Regions from separate parts of the Mus musculus genome. Here region 2 is linked to region 1. Evidence: chromatin loops called from intact Hi-C (ENCODE). Cell type or tissue: left cerebral cortex. All regions are shown on one strand. Links, peaks and the distances in the headings refer to the core of each region. The heading gives the core; the rest is flanking DNA. Region 1 overlaps Camta1 (calmodulin binding transcription activator 1). Region 2 holds the start of Per3 (period circadian clock 3).

Region 1 (11,803 bases), core at 2,501-10,500:
TTCCCTTCCCTTCCCTTCCCTTCCCTTCCCTTCCCTTCCCTTCCCTTCCCTTCCCTTCCCTTCCCTTCCCTTCCCTATCTCAGCCTCTAGGGTGGCTTGGCTTGTGTTTACCAGCCTCTGAGCCCCTTTGTGTTGGCAAGGCCAGTTTGGTTCTGGTGTCTGGTGTTTATCCTTCAGGACTGGCCTCAGTTTCCTGCAGAAGACCCCATGATGACATCCCCAGAAGCTGCCACCACCTCCCAAGGAAGCGGTTGGCTGACCTGACCCAGCCTCTTTGGATTAGAAGCTTTTGGGTCAGGTGTTCCTCTGGGCTGGGACTTCATCTCAGTCATAGTCTAGGAACCTACTCAATCCATGGCAAGTGGGAGACTCTTACAAATGATTTGGAAATGATGAAGTAATGAACAAATGAACCAACCGATCAATACACCCGGCAGGACCTCCTTCCGTTGGGATGTTAAAACGATGTATTCTCATGGGGCATGCTTTGTGAGGCTGGCTGCCAACAGAAGGTGCCCAGCAGCCAGGCCATGGCACACAGCCCCTAGTTCTGTGGTCTCTGGTTGGAGAAAGGATATTTTAGAAGTGACCAGTGACCCTTCTAAAGTTCCCCAGGGACCAGGAGAAACAGTGGCCTGGATGAGCTCTGCATATTAGCACTGGTGACCCAGAAGTGCATGGACAGCAGACGAATTACCTGAGAAGACCAGAACGGCCCTGGTTCTCCTTCCTTCTCCCCACTCTCCCTCTAGAAAAGCTTTTGCGAGATGAGCCCCAGAGGCAAGCGCTTCATGACCCATGATCACTTTATGTTCTTGGCTATGTGGGAAGAAGGTCTCTGAAGATTAAGGTTCAGGAGCACCATTCTCCAAAGTATAGTCACACAGATGGTACTTGATTGACAGGACAAACCTGGGTAGGACTGACTCTAGCTCCCAGAATCCTCTGGGTCCTGACCCGGCATACCATTCAGAGGTCATACAAAGCTCAGTCCTTTGTCACGAACCCGAGGCAAGGTATTTAGCCCAGGTACAGGAAGATGTGGCATCTATTTATAGACCAGGCAAGTCCCTTCCCACAGCAGGTGCAGAGTGGAAAGCTTAATAGTATGCTGCCATTCCTCCTGGGCTGCCTTGGCCCAGGGCGGCCATCTGGATGGCTGCTGTCCAATCTTAGCAGGGTTCTGGGAGGACCTGGGGCTGGGTACCTCTGGAGCTAGCCTTTGAGCTGGTGAGAGCTGGGTCAGCAGCAAAGTGTGTGTGTGTGTGTGTGTGCGTGTGTGTGCGCGCTATAGACACCAGGCATGACATCCTGGAGCATGCTAGACTGAGCTGAACAGTCGATGCCAACCCCACAGAGCAGAGCATTCTGATCTGGTGGACTGCAAAGGAAGGTGAAGAGAGAGGAGGGAGAGGGAAGGTGAGGAGGGGAGAGGAAGAAGTGGGAGGGAGATGAGAGAGAGGTCGGGGAAGAAGAATGGTTGGCTTGTAAACTCCAGACTTTTGCAATAGGGGGGACAGGGTCAGCGAGACAGGCAGGCACTGGGGAGAGACCACACTGTGTAGAGAGGAACCCTGTTGGCCCGCACAGTCCTGGTTAGCCTGCTTCTGTCTGGGAGTTCCTTCTTTCCTTCCCCATTCTGACTCTTCCAGAAGTGCCCTCCTTTCTGCCGGAAGTATCCTCCTTTCTGCCGGAAGTACCCTCTTTTCTGTCGGAAATACCTTCCTTTCTGTCGGAAGTATCCTCCTTTCTGCCGGAAGTACCCTCTTTTCTGCCGGAAGTATCCTCCTTTCTGCCGGAAGTACCCTCTTTTCTGCCGGAAGTGCCCTCCTTTCTGTCGGAAGTGCCCTTTTTCACCGTCTCTGGTTTCAGACAACATAGATATATCCCATCTTCCTTGTTTTGCCTCTCTGTCCCTTGCCCAGGCTAGGTGGACGAGCTGTCCATAGAGCCGATGATGTGGGAGGTTAATGAGATAAAGGTTTCCCAGTTCCAGCCAAGAGAACAGAAAGGTCATGTTTTCCAAACTGCTTTCAGACTCCAGGAGTCCAAGTCTCTTCTTTACAGATCTCCAGCACCCCAGGCACCTTGCTAGCCTTGGGGATACAACAGCCTCCAAGAAAGACACAGTCTCGTGCCTTCATGGGGTTTACAGGCTAACCGGGAAGTAGTCATAGTTAGAGGTCAAGGATTAGTTAGCCAGACCGAGATACCAATCTAAGGAGGTCAGAGCTCCCTAAACCGGGGGTCACATGATCCCATAAGACACTGCCAAATGGAACACCAGGGTTGACACCAAGTTTGGCAACAGTGAAAGGTTTCTAAATATTCAACAACCAAAACTTTGACATAAATGCGTAGTGACTCGGAGGCCATCCGGGCTGTGCTTGCCCATGTTGGCTTCTGAGACTACTGAACATGTAACGTGTGTGCTTTGCTCTGCGTGGCTGTCCTGGCACAAGCCTCCAGCAAACCCTGCCTGAAGTACCTCGTCTCTGATCTGGGACTTGTCTGTCATGAACTGCGGTGTTTTTGTAGCTCACACCAAGTTCTCTGCTCAATTCCTGAAAACAGAGACCAGATAGTTCTGTCCCCATCACTCCTCAGTGCATAGATATCATACGAGTCCATTTGGATTGTATTGTATTCGAATGTTTGCTTTTAAAGATTGATTTTTGAGTTGCAGATTTGAGTTTCATTTAAAAAAAAAAATCACGGCACGAATTTTGGCTTACAGTTAGGACAGAGCTTCCGACAATCTCTAAAGTGGCCCAAAGTCAAACTTTTACCACTTTATACTTCATATTTATGTAAACTGGCATATTCTCAGTATTATGATTATAAAATCCAGATATCAGTTAACCGAAAAATATTGAAGATGTTCTATGCCCTTTGGTATCAAATAGCCAAAATTTAATATTTGGTGGAAAGATAAACAAACTCTCCATTTTGTTAATATGCAAATTTGATCTTATCTTCGATAGACGATAAATTATATGAATACCAAATAAATGTCTTAAAATCAATTTTTATAATTGTCTTTAAATCAATTCCTCTGTGGTTTGTTACAAGTCAGTGTCTGACTTATCGGCCAGTTATACATGCCTGGACACTTGAAGAATCACAGGCTAAAAAGCCTAAGGCCGCATGAATTAGATGACAGATACTGAAGCCCAGGACGAGGGAGGGAGAAGACAGAGCCACAGGGCACAGAGCTTCTGGCTGGCTTCGATGGGTGTGTGCTTACCCCTCAAAGGAGCCTGTGCTCCTCATTCTAAGTTTGGCCCACACACCCCAGTTCCCCACAGTCCCTCCACATGGAAGGCTTCCCTGACTTCCTTTCACCTGCTCCGTGCCCCAATGAGCCAATATTGTGAGCACAGGGCCCTGAGTTTTCTGAGCCTCAGGGTGGCCTGGGCCAGGGCAGGAGTGAGGTCAGCTCTGCTGTAGGAGAGTATTTCACTTTGGCCGGGCCCCATCCGGACCCCACCTGGGATATGCCACTTGACTAATTGGCTCTTTAAATAGTCCTTTTGCTTTGTTTTCTTCACAACCCCCCCCCCCCCCCCCATCGTGCACGCCTACCATTCCCGGCTGATCCAGGATCCATGAGCCCCAACTGAAGATGTTATATTAGACTGTGTGAGTGAGCACACATCTTCACGGCTGAGGAAGGCGGAGTAAAGGCGTGACTTCCTCAAGGTCACCCCAAGGCTGACTCAGAGTCTGTTCTCCTTCCTCCCCAACCCCCGCTGGCACAGCCTCCTCACCTGGGCAGTAGCAACGCAACACCCCAGGCTGAATCAGGGATGCAGGCACGGAGATCTGGTCAAACAGGCAACTGTAATTATTGCTGGCTTCTTGCCATGGGCCTGTGATGAGAACCTTCACTCCTCCCTGCAGAGGAGAGAGATGAGATAGAACAGTTCCCCCGGGGAATGCAGCACACAGGACGCCCCTGCAGCTGCAGGCTTAGACGGGAAGGGCTGAGGGCTGCTGGCTACACATGCAGATTCCCAGGCCCTATGACACCATTCCAAAAAGCCCTGACTTCTGAGATGCCCCTCTAGAAGACAGGTCTGCAGCTGCTCTGACCCCCCCCCCCCGCCAGAGGCCATCCTTTTTTGACCCTCCCCTAGGCATCTTGACCCTGAAAGTTCAGGGTGATACTAGAGGGAGGCAGGACTTCCCATGCCACATAGCCCATGGTGCACCTGAGAACCAGCCAGCAGGGTCCCTAGGAAGGAAGCAGAGGGGACAAGGGGGACTCTGAGTCATGCATTTGGGAAGAGGTGGAGGGAACTCAGATTTGGAAACTGTCACCCCAAGGGACAGATGTTCTTGTAGGAAACTGAAGGGAAATGGAGGGCCCCCAGGGTGTGGCAGGAGGTGGTAAGGGGGGGAGGCCCAGGTAGTGGATGGGGAGAGAGAAAATCGAAGTGAAGCATTCAGAATTGGAGGGGCTCAGGTAGAGCTCTTGGAACTGAGCTGGGGCTTGGGATGGACTGACCCTCCAGTTCTCTACCTGCCTGCTGTGTCATTCAGGGTATCTCGAGCTAAGCAGACACAAGAGTGGCCCCTCATTGGCACTTCTGCACCACACATGCAGGCACCAGCCTGGCAGCCTGGCCTACAGAGTCTAAGCAGACCTTTCTCTGCTCCAGTGGAGGGAAAACTGTCTTCACAGACCCAAGGGGACAAGCGCCAGAAAGCATTAGAAACGCTGGGCTCTCTCTAACCTACTCTGGCCAGCAGGAATACCCCAGAACAAAGAGCCCCATGTGGCTGCTCCCAGGAAATCCCTTTCAGGGACTTTGTTCCCGTTAGTGATTAATGTCTCTCTCTGTCTCTCTGTGTCTCTGTCTCTCTCCTGATCCCCAGGTGGAGAAGTCCCCTACTTACGGCTTAGCCAAGAAGAGAGGCTGGTCACTCGGGGTGGAGGGAGGCTCTGCCCCGGGATGTAGAGGCAGGGGCGCTGGCCTCTGGCTCTCCTGGCTAACCTTGGATAGACCCACCCCAGAGGCTCATCCACCCCACCCCCAAACAAGTAAACACCTTTCCCTGCAGGGGGGCGGAGAGCTGTGCTCGATAGGGAGGAGAGCGCCACCTGGCGCCCTGGCTAGAGAAGGCCGAGAGGCGCTCCAGGAGCTGAACCGAGGCCGGGTTAGGAGCTGCGGCAATGAGTCCTGACTTCCCCCACTGCTTCAGGCCAGGGCCACAGCTCTCCGCTGCTGCCCCAGGCAAGCCTGCCAGACTCTGTCGCCTATTCAGTCCCAGATTCTTGATTCTCGTTTGCTATTCTTAACCCTTGCTTGTTCCTGCCCTAGAGGAAGCTCCAACTTCATACCCATTCTTTGCTCTCAAGATTCCCACTCCCCTACAATGTTGCCTGGAACCCAGACTTAGCCTGGGGCTAACCTTGGCCATAAGAGGTAGCAGTTTGTTTACTGTGATGATGTCCTGAGACTATCTGTGACCCACAGCCGTAGACTGGCCCTTGAAGGGAAGGTACCCCCCTGTGCTGGCAAGTACATTTTCCTCTGGGTGTGACGTTTAGCTTAGGTCATGGTTTTGTGGTGCCACCGAGGTTTGCCGAGAGTGGAGAGAGCTCAAGACAGAGTTCCAAAATCATAGCGTGCCCCACCCCTGTTCCGTTTATTTATTGTGTATATTTTTGCCTGCATGTATGTGTGTGTGTGTCTGGTGCTCTCAGAGGTCAGGAGGTGGCACTGGATCCCCTGGAACTGGAGTTACAGATGGCCTTGAGCCACCATGTGGGTGCTGAGAAGCAAGCCCAGCCCCTGCAAGAGGAGCAGGTACTCTTAACTGCAAGAGCTGCTGAGCCTTGCCCCCAGCCCCCAGCATCTGCTCTTGTCCTTGGTATCTGTGTGACTTCAGGAAGTAGCCCAGTCCCACTGGTAGCTGTGATTTCAGAAGCCTTTCCGCCGCCAGCGGTTCCATAAAGTAGATTCAGGGCTCTGACAAAGTGATGGTGTAGGGGGTTGGAAGTGATTGCCTGAGTGAGGCGTCCTGCTCTGAGCAAGGTCCTCCCATGGAGGATGTGGAAGAACACTGGCTTCAAAAGGCCACGGACAGTTACCATGTGAGAAGAGGGGACATGAAAACTGCAACCCACAGCTGTTAGTTCAACGATGGGTTGCTGCGCGGGGTGGTGGTGGGGACAAATTGCTGCGGAGACCGGGAACATCAAGACCTTCTCCATGGCAACTGCCGCAGGACGCCTCAGAATCCATCATTTCCACGGACGGTTCCCATGGCAACCACTCCGCCCCGGCTGTCCTGAATTGTTTGTGATGTGTGCATGCCCGACAGTTCTAATTGCCGCTTCTTCTGCCTGGTGCAGCCAGAGCCAATGGGGAGGGGCGGGAGCGGGGGGTGGGTGGGTGGGGGTGGGGGAGATGATGCAGGGGAGAGGTGGGGAGAGGCAGGGGTGCCATCTGAGGTCTATGTCCTGTAAGTCCTGAGATGAAGGGTCTTGAATTCATGCACCTTGGGCAAATGCTGAGGCACAGAGAGCGTTGCTCTCTCTCTCTCTCTCTCTCTCTCTCTCTCTCTCTCTCTCTCTCTCTCTGTGTGTGTGTGTGTGTTGGGGACCAGCTGAGAGATCACCAAGTGGGTAGGTGTGGAGGAGACATGGGAGCAAAGGAAGAAGGGAAGCATACTCAGAGAGGAGCCAGCAGGCCAAACCGGGCACAGCATGCCTGGGAACCATTGCAGTTTAAAGCTGGTGGGAGTGGTGTACCCGTGTCCACACAGCCTGACTCAGAGCAAGATCCCAGCTGCACAGCTCCCTCCTAAGCTTGCCAGAGCCCACTTCAAACCAGACTCCTGGTGACGTCAGCTCACACATGCACCCTTATCAGCTGGCAGGGACAGAAGGCAAGATACCCGGCAATCATGCCAGCAAGGGGTTTGTGAGGGGACACAAGTGCCAGCTTGGTGACCGACCCTATTGTCCTGGGTAGGAGAGCCTGGCAAGGAGGAACGCCACCTTGGAGGCTTTACCACGAGGTCCCGCTGGACACCAAAATGGCTTTTCCCCTCTAAACATATTGACTATGCTTTGCTTCCATGTCAGGGTGCCGGGAACTATCAGGGTTTCTGGAAAACCTGGGTTGGACAAGCCTGATTGCTATTGCATATGTCATCCTGGGCTGCCCTCTGGTGGACAGATGCTGAACTGCCGGTCTCCGGGATCTAGTCGAAGGCTGCATAGGCTGGTGAAGAACAGAGGAAGTCAGGCTTGCTGAAGACTTCCTTTCAGCAGGGTCTAGAGAGCTGGCCTGGGCACATGCTCGCAGGCCAGGAAACAAGCCGATCCCACCTCTTAGGTGTTCTAAAACATGACTGCAGCCGGCCTGTAGGCAGCTTTTGTGAGGGGGGCAACCCCAAAGTTCTAAGGCACAGAGGTCTTAAATCCACCCCTCTCTTGTGTGTCTTGATAAGGGAATGGAGGCCCAGAGTCTCAGATCTGAGTTAGGTCACAAGGCTGATATGACCTTCCCAGAATGCATGGTGGTCTCATCTTCCTTCTTTCCTGCTCTATCGGGTTTTCTAAGCCTCCTGGGAAGGCTACCCAGTGGGTCTCTGGTGAGCAGAGACAATGATGTTTGCTTGGGAGAGCTGGGCGACAGCTGAGCCATACCAAGAGAAAGCCCACTGGGTTCCTTCTGGGTTCCTACCAAGGAGTTGGAGTGTGCCGGAGTTGAGGCAGACAGGGCTGGCTCTGCCTGGGTACTTAACGCAGAGACTCCAGGATCCCCTTGCTGCTTTCACTTTTAAAAGTTAATTTAACATTGTGTGTGTGTGTGTGGGTGGGTGGGTGTTTAGCTTGCATGGTGTTTGTGTGTGCCTGGTGCTGAAAGGGGCCAGAGGAGGGTGTTCAGATCTCCTGGGACTAGAGTTACAGTCGTCAGCTTTCGTGTGGGTGCTGGGAATTGAACCCGGGCCCTCTGGAAGAGCAGCTAGTGCTCTTAATTGCTGAGCCATTTCTCAGGTAACTCCACGGGTGCTATTTTAGAGACAGGGAAGATGGCAATGTGTCCAAGGTCACTGGCGTCTAAGGGTAGAGCCAGGATGCATACCAGCCCATCCAGTTCCGGTTCCAGCGCCACGCTCCTGGCCGTTCACCTACCGCAATGGTCTCACGGCTTCCATCAGTGTCCCGTGGACACTCACAAGACCACACGGACAACAGCCGCTCTGCCTATACAGTTGCCAGGCTGCTGGTGCAGGGCTACTGGGCTGCGGCCTGTGCTACTCTGATTCTTTTCTGACCTGTGCCATTTGTGGACAGATCGTCTCAGGTTGGCTTTCCCAGAGGGCGGAAGTAGTATGAGCCTATTCCCTGCCTGGTGCCTAGATGACATGGCCAGGGGACCAAGAGTTATGGGCAAGCCACCTCCCAGGGGAGAGTGTCTGATTTGGGACCAAGAGGATGCACTGGTGAAGCCGGGGAGAGTTCAAGCTCGGCCACATGCAAGCAAGGCACTCAGGGGATCTGCAACTGCACTGTCCCCTTCCCAGGACGTTCTATTTTATTGCACACACACACCCCCACCCCACCAGGCAAGACCTGGGTCGTCCTATGATCCCGTTGGAGCGGTAGTCTTTAAGGTGACAGCCCATGGTGACAGGAGCACAGGCTAGATCCTGGGTCACATGCCATGCTTCTGTTTCTGTAGATGGCTGAGTGTTCCAAAGTTGCACCCTCCCTTTCACTGTGGATGGGAGCGCTGCCCGGCTGCCCGTTAGCGTAAGTGAGGCCAAGCTTGAGCTACGGGGGACCCAATGACCCCGTGTGACTCTGGTGTTGATTTCTGGGTGCTTTAAAAGCAGCACCAAGACACCCCTCCATCCCCAAAAGAAGGGAGGTGAGAGGAGCAGGGGAAAGGAAGAGAGAAAGAAAAGGAAGAATGCACACTGTTCTGATGGGTGCCGGGAAGGGCAGCTTGCCTCCAGGGATAGCCCTGACTGCACAGCTCCCTGCTAGAGTGAAGTCTGAGAGCCACCACGGGAGGGGACAGCTTTGTGTTTCCGGTCAGAGCTCCATCCAAAGAATGGCCACATGCAAACAAGCTTTCCAGGTTGCATAATGGCCCAGGTGAGGGGGGTGGTGGGGCGGTGGCATGTGGTGGCATCTGCAGCTTACCTCTGGGTAAGACCACTCTGGGGAATAGTCAGTCACCATGAACACCCGTCCGCTCTGCTGCAGCATGCCCAGGGCGCCCTGGGCCGAGGCGGCCGAGACCACCTCTGCAACATGCATGTAGGCCATGGTGCTGGGCCCGCCCTCAGCGCTGCTCAGCTGCAGGCTGCCCTGTTGGGGGCTGCAGCAGGGAATACACATCTCCGCCTGGGTGAAGGGTGCCCGCGCCCCATCTTCCGACTGTGAGAGTGCAGCGCTGTCCCCCGACACCAGCTGGTGCCCGTAGATCGTACCACTGCCCCCCTCCACAGAGATGAAGTCATTGATCAGGTCTGAGAACTGATTGCTGAAGGAAATGTCAAAGTGGTCCAGGCTGAGCTCCATGTTAGAGCTGTTGCCCAGGCTGGGCTGGGCCACCGGGTAGAGTCCCTGCACCACATTGCTCGGGAGAAGGGGGACGCCACCTGCGCTGCGGATCACCCCATTGGTCTCTGGCTGCAGGTAGTGCTCAGAGCCACAGGCCTGCAGCTCCCCAGACTTGAGGAGGACCTCATTCCCTTCAGCTGCCTGTGAGGTCTCCATGGTAACCTCCCCTTCTGCCGCCATGGCTTGGAAGTTGGCCTGGAACTGCATGAGGTGCAAGGAGGAAGTAGACTCTATCCGGGTTTCCACGTGGCCGCTGCAAGAGCTGGTTTGGGACGAGGCCTCCGTTTTCACCGTGGGCATCACAAAGGCGGCCCCTGACTCGCTTAGGCTGCTGTGGGTATTCTGCTCAAGGGGGAGGGGCTTGCTGGCATCCTGCAGGAAGAAGCTGGGGGAGGGGGTTTGGTGGATATGGGGGCTGTGGCCCGTCTGGCTGAAGCTGGACGCGTAGTCCTTGTTAGAGTCTATGGCACTGAAGTCCATCTGCTCGAGGGTGGTGCTGGGACTCAGGCCACCGCCCGACGGCAGGAGGCTAGATCCCGCCGCGGTCAGTGTGAGGGAGCTGGACGCGGCAGCTGCCGCCGAGGAGGAGTAGGCCGCCTCTTTGGCCATCTGCTGCTCAAAGGAGGTGTCTTCGGTCTTGATCTCCTTGGTGAGGACGCTGGTGAAGCCAAAGCTCCTCTCTGCAGGCGGCGAGTGCCGGATATTGGTGCTAACCATCTCAGCTTTCAGGCCCCCACCCCCGTATGTCTGGCCCTGCTTTGGATTATTGAGGAAACAGTCGGGGTCGAAGTTCATGGCGGTCTCTGGAATCTTCCGGCCACCGTCGAGGGTGGTGGAGAGGACCAGCTCTTCGGACACATTGGCGGGCAGCATGGACAGGCTGTCTGAGCTGCCCGTGGTGGGGAAGGCAAACTTGTGGCCGTCAGAACTTACAGCCAGTACAAGGCCCTGAGAGGCATCGGGCGAGAGGAGGTGGTGGTTGGGACCAGCGGTGGGGGACATGGTGTACACGGCCTCGTTAGTGACCTCGGACATAAACACTGTGGCACTTTGGGACAGTCCCCCCATCACAGAGGCCACTGCCATGCTGGACACACCTGTGACAACCGGGCTGTCTACCATGTCTGGGTCACTGTTGAGCCCGCTGCTGATGGACACGGGGGAGCTCTGGGTAGTGTCGGGGACCTCCACCTGGTTGGTGGAGGAAACCTCCGTGCTGTTCTGGTGCAGCAGTGCCGGCTTGGCCACCTTGCCATTCCTCTTCTCCCGGCTCGTGCTCCTGCCGTGGCTGGGTTCATGCTTGCCCTCTGACACGTCGTTGTGTTGTACTTCCGAGTGGCCCCCATAGCCCCCGGCCCGCGGCTCCACCTTTGGTGAGATGATGCGGTGTTTGGCACTATTACACTTATGATGCACGCTGCTGCCCGCTCCTGTGGAGATGGGAACACAGCACACACATGCGCGCACACACACACACACACACACACACACACACACACGCAAGGTCAGAGCTGGGACTTTGGCTAATTCTTCTCGCAAGCAGTTAGAACGCATCCAGTTACAAAGCCCCCATCCAGGCTAGGCAGGACAAAGAGCGAAGTCCCTGTACTGCTGTGATCTGCTCCCAGGCCCGAGGCTCTGCCATGCCCTATGTGACCATCTTAAAATGTTTTAATCTTGCTGTTGTTGTGTTGTTTTTTTCAAAATCAGCAAGATGTGGCATGTGGGAAACCCTAGCACATGTGTGTTGTGTGTTGTGTGTGTGTGGTGTGAGTGTATATGTGTGTGATGTGTGTACATGTGTGTAGTGTAAGTATGTCTGTGTTGTGTGTATGTGTGTGATGTGTGTATATGTGTATTCATGTGTATAGTGTGTGTATTTGTGTATAAGTGTATGTTGTGTGTATGTGTATGTATATGTGTATGCATGTGTATATTGTGTGTGTTGTGTGTGTGTATGTGTATGCATTGTATAGTATATGTGTGTGTGTGTGGTGTGAATATATTGTGTCTGTGGTGTAAGTGTGTGTATATGTGTAAGGTATGTGTATGTGTGTGTGTTTGTGGTGTGGTATGTGTGTGGTATATATGTGTGTGGTGTGTATGTGGTGTGTAATTGCATGCGTGTACGTGTGGTGTGTGTGTATGATGTGTATGAGTGTGGTGTGTATGTGTTTGTGTGTGGTGTGTATGTGTGGTGTAAGTGTG
Region 2 (11,803 bases), core at 1,966-9,965, 98 kb before region 1:
AAGTGGGTGACAACTGCCTACAAGAAATCAATTCCTGTTAAAGTGTGGTCAGTTTTCTTCTAGATCACTTTTTTTTTAAGCCCTACTATTAAAAATTCTAAAAACTGAGAAGTAAGCATGAGGAAATCTTATAAATTAATTTAAATGTGACTGAACTGAAAAGCAAAAAGCAAGCAAACAAAACAGGGCCTGAAGTACGCTTGCTGTAGTTTACTTCAAACCATGGGCTCTGATGGCATAGGGCCGGCGATTATCTTTCAGTGTTTTTATTTTTTGTCTAAATTCACAAATTCACATAGCAACACTCAAGAGGTTTTGTTGTTGTATCTAAAACAGAATCTAGCTGAATACAAAGGAACCACCGTAAAGGTTGAATAGAAATTAGAGACTGAGCCACATTTTGAGCCTCTGTGGTTTACTTACCAGATTCTGCAGAAAAAGGGTTTCGCTGGTGCACATTCATACTGCGAGGCTAGAAAGAGAGAGAGGTGACGATCGCCCTGTCCCTCCTGGGGTGGCTCCCCAGTGACGCAGTCCTGACCCTCAAGTGCTCCCGGGAGAGTCCGACTGGACTTTCCTTCATGTGCCCACACCTGTCCCTCACAGCAAGCACATGTGCTATTTCTAACGTCACTGTGATGACCTGACGGCACTACTTTGGGGCCTGCAGTCTGGCCCACTGTAATAGCTGGGGAAATCTGGAGTATTTTCAGATCCCAGTTCTCTGACGTGTAAATGTGATTGTTTTCCTCCACTTTAGGTCTAACCTTGGGGAATTTTTCCTACAATTTTTTTTTTTACAATTTTTCCATGTATGATCCTCTATGACTCTCAGGTACTGCTGATGTCATCTCTAGAGGGCTAGGCCAATCCTCTGCGGCCTCATGTTTTCTCTCCCTCAGGCCACTCAGGCCAGCGGTTCTCACCGGCCTTTCTTAAATACATAGTGACAGCCCACCGGCCTTTCTTAAATACATAGTGACAGCCCAAAGGTAAACGTTGGTTTTTTTTTTTTTGTTTTTTTGTTTTTGTTTTGTTTTTGTTTTGTTTTTTGGAGACAAGGTTTCTGTGTTGCCCTGGCTGTCCTGGAACTCACTCTGTAGACCAGGCTGGCCTCGAACTCAAAAATCCACCTGCCTCTGCCTCCCAAGTGCTGGGATTAAAGGTGTCACCACTGCCCAGCAAGGTAAATGTATTTTAGAGTCAAATGAGGAACCTTTTGCCCAAACGTTTCAGTAAAAAGACCTAAGCTACTGAACTATGGGAAACTGTTAAAATACATACATCTTTATGAACATAACCAGTGAGAATCCCAGGATCCAAAATACTGCACAGGGCTATGTCCCTGCACTTCTAAGGGTCATCTGAAGAATCAGAAAACTGCCTCTTGCTCACACCACTTACACATTACATCAGGCTTCCATGTTCACCACAAGCCACTGCAGAACCATGAGCTGGACTCTGTGAGCTCAGGGGACACAAGCTCAGAAGGTGCTCAACAAGCTGAGAATGTGTGAGTTCTTGCTTGTGGAAATGAGTTCTTAAGAAGCATCAGGCCAGGCGTGGTGGCACACACCTTTAATCCCAGCACTCGGGAGGCAGAGGCAGGCGGATTTCTGAGTTCGAGGCCAGCCTGGTCTACAGAGTGAGTTCCAGGACAGCCAGGGCTACACAGAGAAGCCCTGTCTTGAAAAAAACAAAACAAAACAAAGAAGCCTCAGATCCTCCCGCGAGGTCTATATAACTGACACTGACGGAAGCGTGTTCTAAGACATGAGCAAACGGACTGCGGAGTAAATAGCACCCTGTGTCCCCTTCCTCACAGGGAGAGCCTGAGGCAGGTGAGTGCCGGTTACAGCTACAACGGGCCTGGAGCTTATTAACTGCTCTCGGTTGAAGCTTGAACCTGAGATGGACACAGCGGAAGCACAGTATCCGAGGTAAACTGATGTATACTGTGTCTGCATGGCAGGAGTGATCATTTCAGCGTATGTTAAAGTTTTAGATGGAATGAAGATATCATAGCAACGACTAACCAGCAGAGAGCAGAAAGGATGAAGGTGCAAGCACTGTTAAAGAAAAAACAAAACAAAACAAAACCCAAAAAGAGACGGCAAGCACATCTAGCATCCTAGCACCTAGAACAGTTCCTGGCCCCACGTTATCATGGAGTGTTTTTAGAATGGGTGATTAATGAAATGAGAAAGCCAAACACAGACAACTGAAGGTTGAGAATGGGCATTCAGGAAAGGAAGGTAAGCAATACTAGGATTTCTTAGGATGGGAAAGGAGAGAGAGAATACAGTTAGACAAAAGGAGACTGGGTTGAGTATTAAATTGTAAAAACCAGGAAAGTAGCGGCTGAGAGATGACAACGCAACGGTCTGTTTCTCATTCTCCCATTCCTCGAATCCCTGGACTTAAGCATGACAGGAGATGGTAAATCTTGTGCTACACTTTTTGGGGGGTTTTCACTATGTGGATGACAATGGCCTTCAGGTCCCATCCCGCCTCATCCTCCAGCGTGCGGGGATGAGCTGCTGTGCTCACCTCTCTCTAACAGAATAAACGGAATAGCTTTAAAAAAGTAAGTACAGGAGAGCTAGGGAGAAGCCGTAATGATAAAGACGCTGGTAAATGGTTCTTCTAAAGGGCCCAGATTCAATCCCCTGCACGTACATGTTAACAACCATCTATAACTCTAGTTCTAGGGGGAATCTAATCCCCTCTTATGGCTTCCATGGGCCCTGAAACCCATGTGGTGCACAGACATTTAAGCAGGCAAAACACCCATACATATATAAAAAAATCTTTTAAAGCAGATGAAGTGATGCTGGGGATATAGTTCAGTCCGCAGAATGCTTGCCTAGCCTCATGAAACCCTAGGCTCAATCTCCAGCACTGCTAACGATGGTTTGGTGGTATCTGCCTGTAATCTCATCACTCGGGGAGTAGAGGTAGGAAGATCAGAGTTTAAGGCATATTGGCTGTAAGGCAAGGTTGAGGATAGCCTGGGCTACAACAAACAGACAACAGAGAAAAGAGACTGAAATATAAGAAAAGGCCGATGCACGTGGTATATACTGAGCTCTTTAAGAGATGATTCACAAACAATGTAAGGAGCAACGAGCGACTTTAAAAAGAAAATCACACGGACAGAATGTCACAGAGAAAACTGTGGCCAGGCAGATCTGTTCAAGTAAACCAACAATTCTCAAGGCAACCAAGTTACTGGATCCATGAACTTTCAGGGGCCAGAAAAAGGGAATCCGAGCTCTCAGAATCTTACCTATAAAGTCACATCTATTAGACAAAGACATCATGGAGTCAACACAAGAAGAAAGTATGTCTTTCTAATTCAGAGGGAAGAGATCCTGTACCAACCAAAGCTATTTTTCATACAGAGTATGTGAAATCTCACTAAGTAAAAAGAAATGCATTGGTCTGTTAGTTATTAAATGATAAAAATACTATTTTGCTGTGCTTTTTTAAAAAAGAAGAAGAAAGCCTATAGCTGTGGTACGTGTCTTGAAATCCACACTCAGGCAGAGATGGGCACATCGCAGAGTTTGAGGCCAGCCTGGTCTACAATGCAAGTTCCAGGACAGCCTTGGCTACACAGAAAACCTTATCTCAAAAAACAAACCAACACCAAAGAAATAAAATAAATAACTACATAAACTAAATAAATAAATAAGGGAAATGACATGGATTATATGTTGAAAGTAACATGTTAACGTCTGTTCTATTTCCGAGAGAACAACCCGATCTTAGTGCAAGCCACTCAAGCAACATTGGTCTCATACCTCTTTGGGTCCAGTTGTTCCAGAAAGGAAGCTGAGTTGGAGCAGTGTGCGCGTAGAACGCCCTCACGTCTTGAGGGGCAAGCAGGTCGACAAAGTGCACGCTCTTGAGGAAACCCCTCTTAGAATTCAGGATCAAAGCAGCCTGCTCAGAAATGTGCACTAACCTTCCAGACAGAAACGAAAACACGGCCGCGAAGGTATCCTGCAGGAAATATTTAAAACAGACACGGAAGAACTCACAGACAACGCCTCTGCAAAGTCAGGTTCTTCAGGATTTCTATCACGACACATACACCCAACACGCACACACTTGTAAAGATAAAAAGCTTCCTAGTTTTCTCCAGCATGCTCCTTAACAACTACTATAAAAAGCCTACCATGCTTCCTAAAAGTCTAATCTCTATGCCAGAAAGCCCACACCAGCTTCCATGCAGACTAAATATATACAGAGTGCACACACTTTTCTGCAAACTGCGCTCCCCACCAGGAGGGACTGTCTTCTTGTCAGCAGACTCTGCGCTTAAAGCCCAAGCTCAAGCACTCCTCCTCCACAAAGCTGCCCCTGACAGACCCCATTACATAAGAATTGCATCTCAGACCTGTTTTATTAGCCACTAAGTTCATTTGTAACCAGCCATTGTGCTTCCTAGCACGGACTTGTTTCCCTGTCTAGACGGACTGCGAAGATTTTAGAGGGCGAATGTTTTCTTAAAACTTGCTCTTTAAACACCTACCACATCACTGTGCATGTTAGCAGAACAGGCTCTATTATGTAACACTACACAACTCCTGTTGTAGAACTATAAAAAATCATTAAGTTATGATGATGTTGGAGTCTAAATACCAAATGAAGGGAATCTCCACCATCAACACACTATGAGGCTTAATTACTCTGTCAACAAGAAGAGATTAAAAATATAAATATACCACTAAATTTCTCTTCTAAAATGTCACTACAGAAATGACATCTCAACTCACCTGTACTACAAAGTCCAGTGGTTACAACTTGAGGAAGTAGGTATTGGAACTAAGAATGATATAAATAGAAAGTAACAATTTGGAGATTAGAATACGATGCAGGAAATTACTCTGCCACGTTTTGCTTGTTGCTTTTTTTTTTTTTTTTTTTTTCTTTTTCTGTGAGAGAACAGGGGATGCTGAGGGGGAGGGCATTACCTGCTGGCTAAGCACAGGAAACTATGATACAGCACAAGGGGCCAGGGGTCGCGTCTACCTTCAGACAGGATCTCTGGTATGGGCAGGAGACCTCATAGTACCTTTTTAGAACTTTCACCCTTTTTTTTTTCCCTCAGCAAGTGAAACTTCCAGTGACTATTTTAACACCCAGAAAAGGTCCCTAGGAAGAGTCACCAGGTGGAGATGGCAAAACTCATTAAATCTTACTGTGTTCTTAGAAGTATGTTCAGAAGCCAGAGCGGTGAGGTCCTCAAGACTGTATACAGTCACATCTGCCTGGTGTGCTCCGCGTGGACCGAGACTCTGGAAAAAGTCACTGTTTGCTAAGAAAGACAGGGAGATAGACACACAGAGTGGTGACAAGCGTATCTTTAAGAAGTCATTTCTCAGCACGCTAAGGTTGGTGTATTTCCTTAGATGACGATCCCTTACGTGGGTTTCCCTCAAAACCAGGTGATTTTTTTGTTTGCATCAAGGATATGGTTAGGAATGCAAGGTTAGGTATGCAAACTCAAGACTATGAGTTTTATGAATCCTGCCTGCTCTGGGTTACAAGGAGCAAGATTCACTAGAAGTTCTAAAGCTAGTTAATAAAATCAAAGTCCAGATACACACATATATTTTTTTAATGGAGGAAACACTAGAATTCACAAACTATTGATCACAGACTGAGCAAAGCGGTTTCTGCTGGGGGAAGGAAAAACATTTGTTCTTTGATTTAGTCTATTTTGTATATACTACAACTGCATTTCCAAAGTGTGTGCATGACAGAAAAAAACAACCCAGACATGTATTTGCTCGTGTAATCTCCATGGAAGGCAATGCTCCTTGAAAAAGTCCTCTGAGTTTTACTTAAACTGCTCAACTCTTTACTCTTGCAACAGATAGGCACAATATTGCACAGTTACTAAACTGTCAGACAAATAACGTTCTGCTGGCTTTTCAAACTTGGAAAGCCTAAAGCACCACTTACATCAGCTTTAGACTTGCTTGTCTTGGCTACAAATAAAGCCCAAGCCTCTGGAGGCTGGAGTTCCACTGCACATGAGGACTGAGCCCAGCGCCACCCTATTCGCTGCAATGCATTTACCTTGCACACTGTGTACACAGCGCAGGGCATAGTTAAGAGCATCTAGGGTACTGGGCTTAGTGTGCCTCTCGGCTGGGAAATACTTTTTCATTTCTTGGACAACCATTATAAGCTCTTCAGACATTCTGTTTCGGTCTTCGTGTTCACTGAATAGGAAAAAAACAAACAAGAAACCGTAATGGTGGACACTCAAGGAATATCTGATTTTTAGGGATGTCTGGCCACCTCAACTAGCCCAGGTCACAGGTTTAATGCCCTTTCTCTTCCAGGTAGGGGACATTCTACACTTTCATTCTCCCTTCAGTCCCAACTCCGTCAAATTCTTTAACCACTTTCCTCTTTCTTTCCGTACTCTGGTAATTTAGTTTAGTAACATTCCCCCTCCCATCAATCCTCACCGAACTATTTGGAAGTTCCCTTTCAGGTCGCCTCCCCCCCCTACCGCGTCCCCGGGATCAAAAATACAATAAAAAGTTGTAAATCCTGCTTTCCCTGCTCCAGGGAAGGACAATAAACACAGAGGGTGGTGGGGAGACTTCCTAGCGTCACCTGTGGCTGCTGTCCACGCAAGTGCCCTGCAGAGGACCCTCCTGGCCAGACGCCCCCTGGAGCCCCGGTCCCCTAGTCTGGGGACAGTCGCCACCAGGTACTGCCGGGTCTCCACAGGGATCCATCCCGCCTGGCAGCCCTCAGCCTGCTTCTCTCAGTTTGCAGCTAGCAACCAAACCCGGCTTGTTTTGGTCCCTGCCATCGCCTTCGGGAAAGACTGGTCGCCGACCACGCTCATCTGAGGGGCACTTTTCTCCTCAGCATTTCCACAGACTCTGCTGGGGTGACGAGCTACAGCGACAGCTCGATGGCGGAAGCTGGCTGGACGGACCACCAGCGGGGCTCTCAGGGAGCGCGGTCAGCCTGCAACAACTTTTCCACCGTCCTTGCTGGGAAGCCGGCGAGCATCGAGAAACACCTCAGAGAGCAACGTCCGGCGTGACCGGGCAGAAGGCAGGGGCAGCAGCGCCCGGCCGTGCGGGCTCGCAGGCGTCCCGCCAGCCGAGCAACTCGCCGCCGCCCCGCAGAGCCTCGCCCACCCGCGGGCAGTCCAGTCTCGAGGCCGTCCGCGTGCCCAGTGGCCGCCGGCCCCGCCCCCTGCGCGCCAGGGATCCGGTCCCGCCCCTTCGCCGCGCGATTGGTCGCTGTTACCGGCAACACGAGCTCCCATTGGTCAGAGGGCGGGGTGCAGGTCGTGCACGGCGGGGGTTACATAACCGCGGGCGGGTGGGCGGGTGCAAAGGCCCCCGAGTACCTTACATAACGCGCGGGTCGGGCGAGGGCGGCTCTCGGCCAATCCTGGCCAAGTGGAGTGGCCTGGAAGACAACAGGGCCGGGCCGCGCAAGTCTACTGCCGGGCTTCCCGGAGGCGTGGCCTTGGGGCTGTCAGTCACGGGAGGGCGGGGTCCGCGCAGCCAACAGGTAAGTGGACCCGGTGGCGCTTGTGAGTCCGCAGGCCTCTGGGGCTCCCCGGTATCCCAGGAATGCAGTGCTTTGGGGTTCCCATTGTTTTCATCTTTCCAAAACTTGCTGCTTTCTCCCACCCGCCAATATAGGTGAGTGAACCCAGGTAGAATCCAACCGTATTTTCAGAAATACAAGTTTAATGGTACAAGGTAAGGTCCTTGGCTGCCCTCGAGTTACAGGTTCATTTGGCAACAGGAGTTAGATAGTATTGTAAGCGACGCTCTGTTTTCGAGGAAACAGCCAGGATGCTCCTTTTACATAACTGTCTCTACCCTTCAGAAACGAAAGGTACAGGGCAGAGCTCCAGCCTTCTGCTGCCTGGGTACATCAAGAACACACTCGGTAGTGGGTGGAGAGATGGCACAGCACTTGAGAGTTAAGCACCTACTGCTCTTCCTTTGGATGGTTCCCAGGCATCTTCTATCAGTGTCTCACAAAGTGCCTGTAATTCCAGTTATAGGAGATCCAATGCCCTCATCCATCAAGACACCTGCACAGTGAGCATACGCTATCCAGACATACACCACATAAATAATAAGATCTTTAAAAAAATACACTAAGTATTTGTTGGATGAATGAAAGTGTTCAGGCCAAAGGAGAAGGGGAAAATGCCAGAGAGCAAGTATCCACATTTCATATTGGGCAAATGACCGATTTTTAAAAAAAGTCTTTCTCCACACTGGATTACTCTACTCCTGAGTTCTTCAAGAAACATTCATTGTACGACCATTGGGTGCACATGTGGGCAGGGATTATTGTACTGAGGACAGAACCAAATTCTCTCATACTCAACATACAACACATGGATGATGCCTCAAAGTCAAGAAAGCCTAAGATGCTGGTAGGACATAAACTGGTAGGAATGGGAAGGACAGAGGAAGGAGGCAAGAGCCCCAGGGAACAGGCTGGAGGGTAAGGGAGGGCCGCTGAGAAGGGGAACTGAATCTGAGTGATCCTTTGGGGTGGGGGAAATGGGTGGGCTAACAGAACTGAAAAGCACTGTCCCTTTCAGGCCATCCTTGTGAAGTACAGGTTAGTCATTAAGAACCTGAAGCGAGGGCTAGAAAGACGGCTCAGTGCTTAAGAGCACTGACTGCTCTTCTGAAGGTCCCAAGTTCAAATCCCAGCAATCACATGGTGGCTCACAACAATCAATAATGAGATCTGATGCTCTTCTGGTGTGTCTGAAGACAGCTACAGTTACTTAGATATAATAATAATAAATAAATCTAAAAAAAAAAAAAGAACCTGAAGCAATGGGAGAAAGGAAGGGCCAGATTGTGATGGGGTTTGTGCTTAAGGAAAAGTATTTAGACTTTTATGTTGTAAACATAGACAAAATCCTACCCGGTCTATATTACATTGTTTGCAAGAGTGGGGGAATGAGGGGAAATATATTCAAAGGAAGGCAGATTAAAAAAAAAAAAAAGCCACACATTTGGGACATGCCTCCCCTAAGTTTACCTGTGTGGTTGGTAGCTGTGTGGTGTACCAGGGTCAACTCTACAAATCACTTCCAGAAGACACTATTTAAGAAACCCAATAGCCAAATCCTTACTGGTCTGGTAACTGCAAACCAGCTATGGACTCATCTCTGCTCTGAAAAGCACTTTTCATTAAGGTATATGATGGTTAATTCCAGTTGTCGACTCCATTGTATGTGGAATCAACTAAAAGGCAGCCTGCCAGGTATTCCTGATGGGTTTCCCTGCTCGGAGTATGTAAAGTGGGGAAGATAGGAGAAGGAAGCTCTGCTCTTTGCCTGCAAGCCTTCACTCACAGGCGAGTTAATCTACCCTGCTGTTGCTGCACTCTGATGTTATCAGAACTCAGTATGTTTTCATGGGCTTCCACATGGGCTTCCACATGGGCTTAACACCAGAGATTTTCCAGGAGTCCTCCAGGCCCACAGTACCAGATGGAAACTTCTGAGGAACTCAGCCTCATGGACTAAGCAGCTATCAGGTTCTCAGCATCTTCAGTGTGAGGTAGACCATACCACATAATAAAAATCTTTTAAAAATATATGTTCACCTTATTAGTTCTGTTGCTCTAGAGTCCCCTAACACAGGGTGAGATCTACATCTTCTCACAGGAATATGTGCTCCTAGGATAATGAATAAGAAAAAAACATAGTTTGTCAGGGAGGGAGGGGGAGCATCAAGGGTCAGAAGTTTAGGACATGCATCAGGTGTATTCCCAACTCCACTCCAAGAAACACGACACAGGATCATGTTAATAAACAACTTTATTCTGGTCACCATACCGGGAACATTCCCAGCTAAATGCACAGAGAAGCGAGGTATCACTGTGTTAATACAGGAGCCACTGAGTTACATGGGACAGAATATGAGGAGACAGCACCAAAGTTGTGAGGTCAGACCAGGACAGAAGCCCTAGGCTGATGCGGCAAGGCATATCTTCAACATCTGTATTGTTTCAGTAATGTTAGGGGAACAGATAAAAAACTAGAACCAGTTGGGCGTTGGTGGCACACGCCTTTAATCCCTGCACTTGGGAGGCAGAGGCAGGCGGATTTTTGAGTTCGAGCCAGCCTGGTCTACAAAGTGAGTTCCAGGACAGCAAGGGCTATACAGAGAAACCCTGTCTCAAAAAACAAAACAAAAACAAAAAACTAGAACCAGATTCTATGACATCTTGAGTAATGCTGCTTTACACACAAACACAGATTTCAGGACATTCTAGTGGCACTGCCATAGGCAAGCAGCTTTCCCTTCACCACTTCCTCAATTCCACCCATGCCTGAACTCCTGTCTTTGAACCAAGCCTTGATGAAAGTCTCATATAAACAATGAAACTGTCCCAGACAGCAATGGCTACATTCTAAGAGCACCAGGCATCTCTGGTTAGCTATCCTCTACGAGTGACCGGTGGCTTACCTCAAGCATAAGACAGAGATGAGTACAAGCAGTACACAGTCTTCTGGAACTCTGTGCAGACTGATGCCTTGGTGAGGCTGCACGGCTACTGCTCACATCGCACTAGAGACCACAGCCTAGCTCAGTCTACAAACTGCTGGCTAAGTATCTTGTCTACAGGTGTGATCTGAGCCCACCTCCATAGCTCTAAAGAAGAAACCAAATCAGAATGACTAGCCTTCTCTATAGCATTTCACAGGATGGACTGCCGACATGTTGAAGGCTCGCTCTCACAGTATTAACATTTTTCTTAAAGGACACCTTGAGTTACATTTGGCACTTATTTGAATGTATCTATTGGGGCAATTTATTTGTACTTAACTTTTGGCAAAATAGAAACTTTGGTCATAGTTCTATAAAAACTTCTTAAAGGGTTATTTCTGGTTAAAATACTATTTTAGGAGTGATATACAACAAGAACAAGAAAGTAAACATAGTCATATCTAACATAAGAGCATGAGCTCTTCACCAGCATCTTAAATACAGCGGGAGTCAGTAGTGCTTACAAACGGAGAATAATCTTAAAGAACAGTTTCCTAGCTATCAAAATAAGGCACACCCTGCTATTGTCACCCATTGCTGTTAGGCAGTAGTGTTCTTCTTGGAAGGTCCAAGTTAGGAATCTAATTACCCAAAAGTTTAAAATGTGGTTTTGAAGATGATGTCAGATGTGGGGACAGCTGCCTTGAACAAAACCCCCTTCCTGGAATCCACAACAAGTCATCTTGAGTGACAACATCCACCTCCATTCAGCACTCAGAACTACACAAGTCCTCTTTCCCAGTCCAGAAATCTGTAAAGGCACTGTGCAAAATGTGGGGAGGGTAGGTCACACCTCCAGTTTGGAGTGTATATGAAAAACAAAGGCACATTTTCTAGGCACTAAACTGTATGTAAACTAACAAAAATAATCATTTGGAAAAAAAACAATAGGTAAGCTCGATAACACGGCAGGTTCTAAGTAGAAAGTCTTGAAGAAGATCCTGAATATCGGGCTTCAGTTTCATCGGTTCTTCATTAAGAGACACACCACACTAAGAGGCAGGGAAGATTTAGAAACAATGAAAAGGGCATGTTAGTCTTTGTGTGTGCAAATACTCAGTAGGGATGGACTTCTACTGTCTAAAGAGGGACAGAGAGAAACTGACTTGGCCAGTTTTCCACTGGCAGCTTCTTTACATGCTACAGGGCTCTGGGGAAGACTAAACTCAAAAGTGGAAAAGGAAATACTAACAAGAACTAGCAAAGGAAGGCAT

Evidence for each region. Peaks named below come from ENCODE experiments on the same cell type or tissue, not always from the same donor. Only the 100,000 strongest peaks of a DNase experiment are listed, where the experiment ranks them.
Region 2: it touches region 1 in a loop (10-fold over the local background); 2 of 42 quality-filtered maps call a loop at or near these places.

What each region holds. Positions count from the first base shown.
Region 1 is chr4:151,134,544-151,146,346 of GRCm38, forward strand. Camta1 (calmodulin binding transcription activator 1) reads right to left here. Exons shown (of 24, transcript NM_001081557.3): 9 at 9,173-11,025; 10 at 3,771-3,897. Among named protein-coding and RNA genes, the nearest start is that of Gm52711, 18 kb to the right of the region's middle. In left cerebral cortex, for the core only: CTCF peaks have their summits at 5,117 (motif pointing left) and 7,193 (motif pointing left); DNase peaks (open chromatin) are centred at 3,785, 5,121, 6,261, 6,847 and 1 more place; H3K4me3 peaks cover 2,538 bases; H3K27ac peaks cover 3,608 bases.
Region 2 is chr4:151,037,466-151,049,268 of GRCm38, forward strand. It overlaps Per3 (period circadian clock 3), which reads right to left and starts at 7,200. Exons shown (of 21, transcript NM_011067.3): 1 at 6,643-7,200; 2 at 6,094-6,239; 3 at 5,211-5,326; 4 at 3,807-4,008; 5 at 424-472. The coding sequence starts at 6,767. Gm38529 reads left to right here and starts at 7,388. Exons shown (of 2, transcript XM_017320565.2): 1 at 7,388-7,563. It overlaps Vamp3 (vesicle-associated membrane protein 3), which reads right to left. Exons shown (of 5, transcript NM_009498.4): 5 at 9,840-11,581. The coding sequence ends at 11,565. In left cerebral cortex, for the core only: CTCF peaks have their summits at 4,286 and 6,132; DNase peaks (open chromatin) are centred at 4,195, 5,261, 6,046, 7,355 and 1 more place; H3K4me3 peaks cover 3,966 bases; H3K27ac peaks cover 2,630 bases.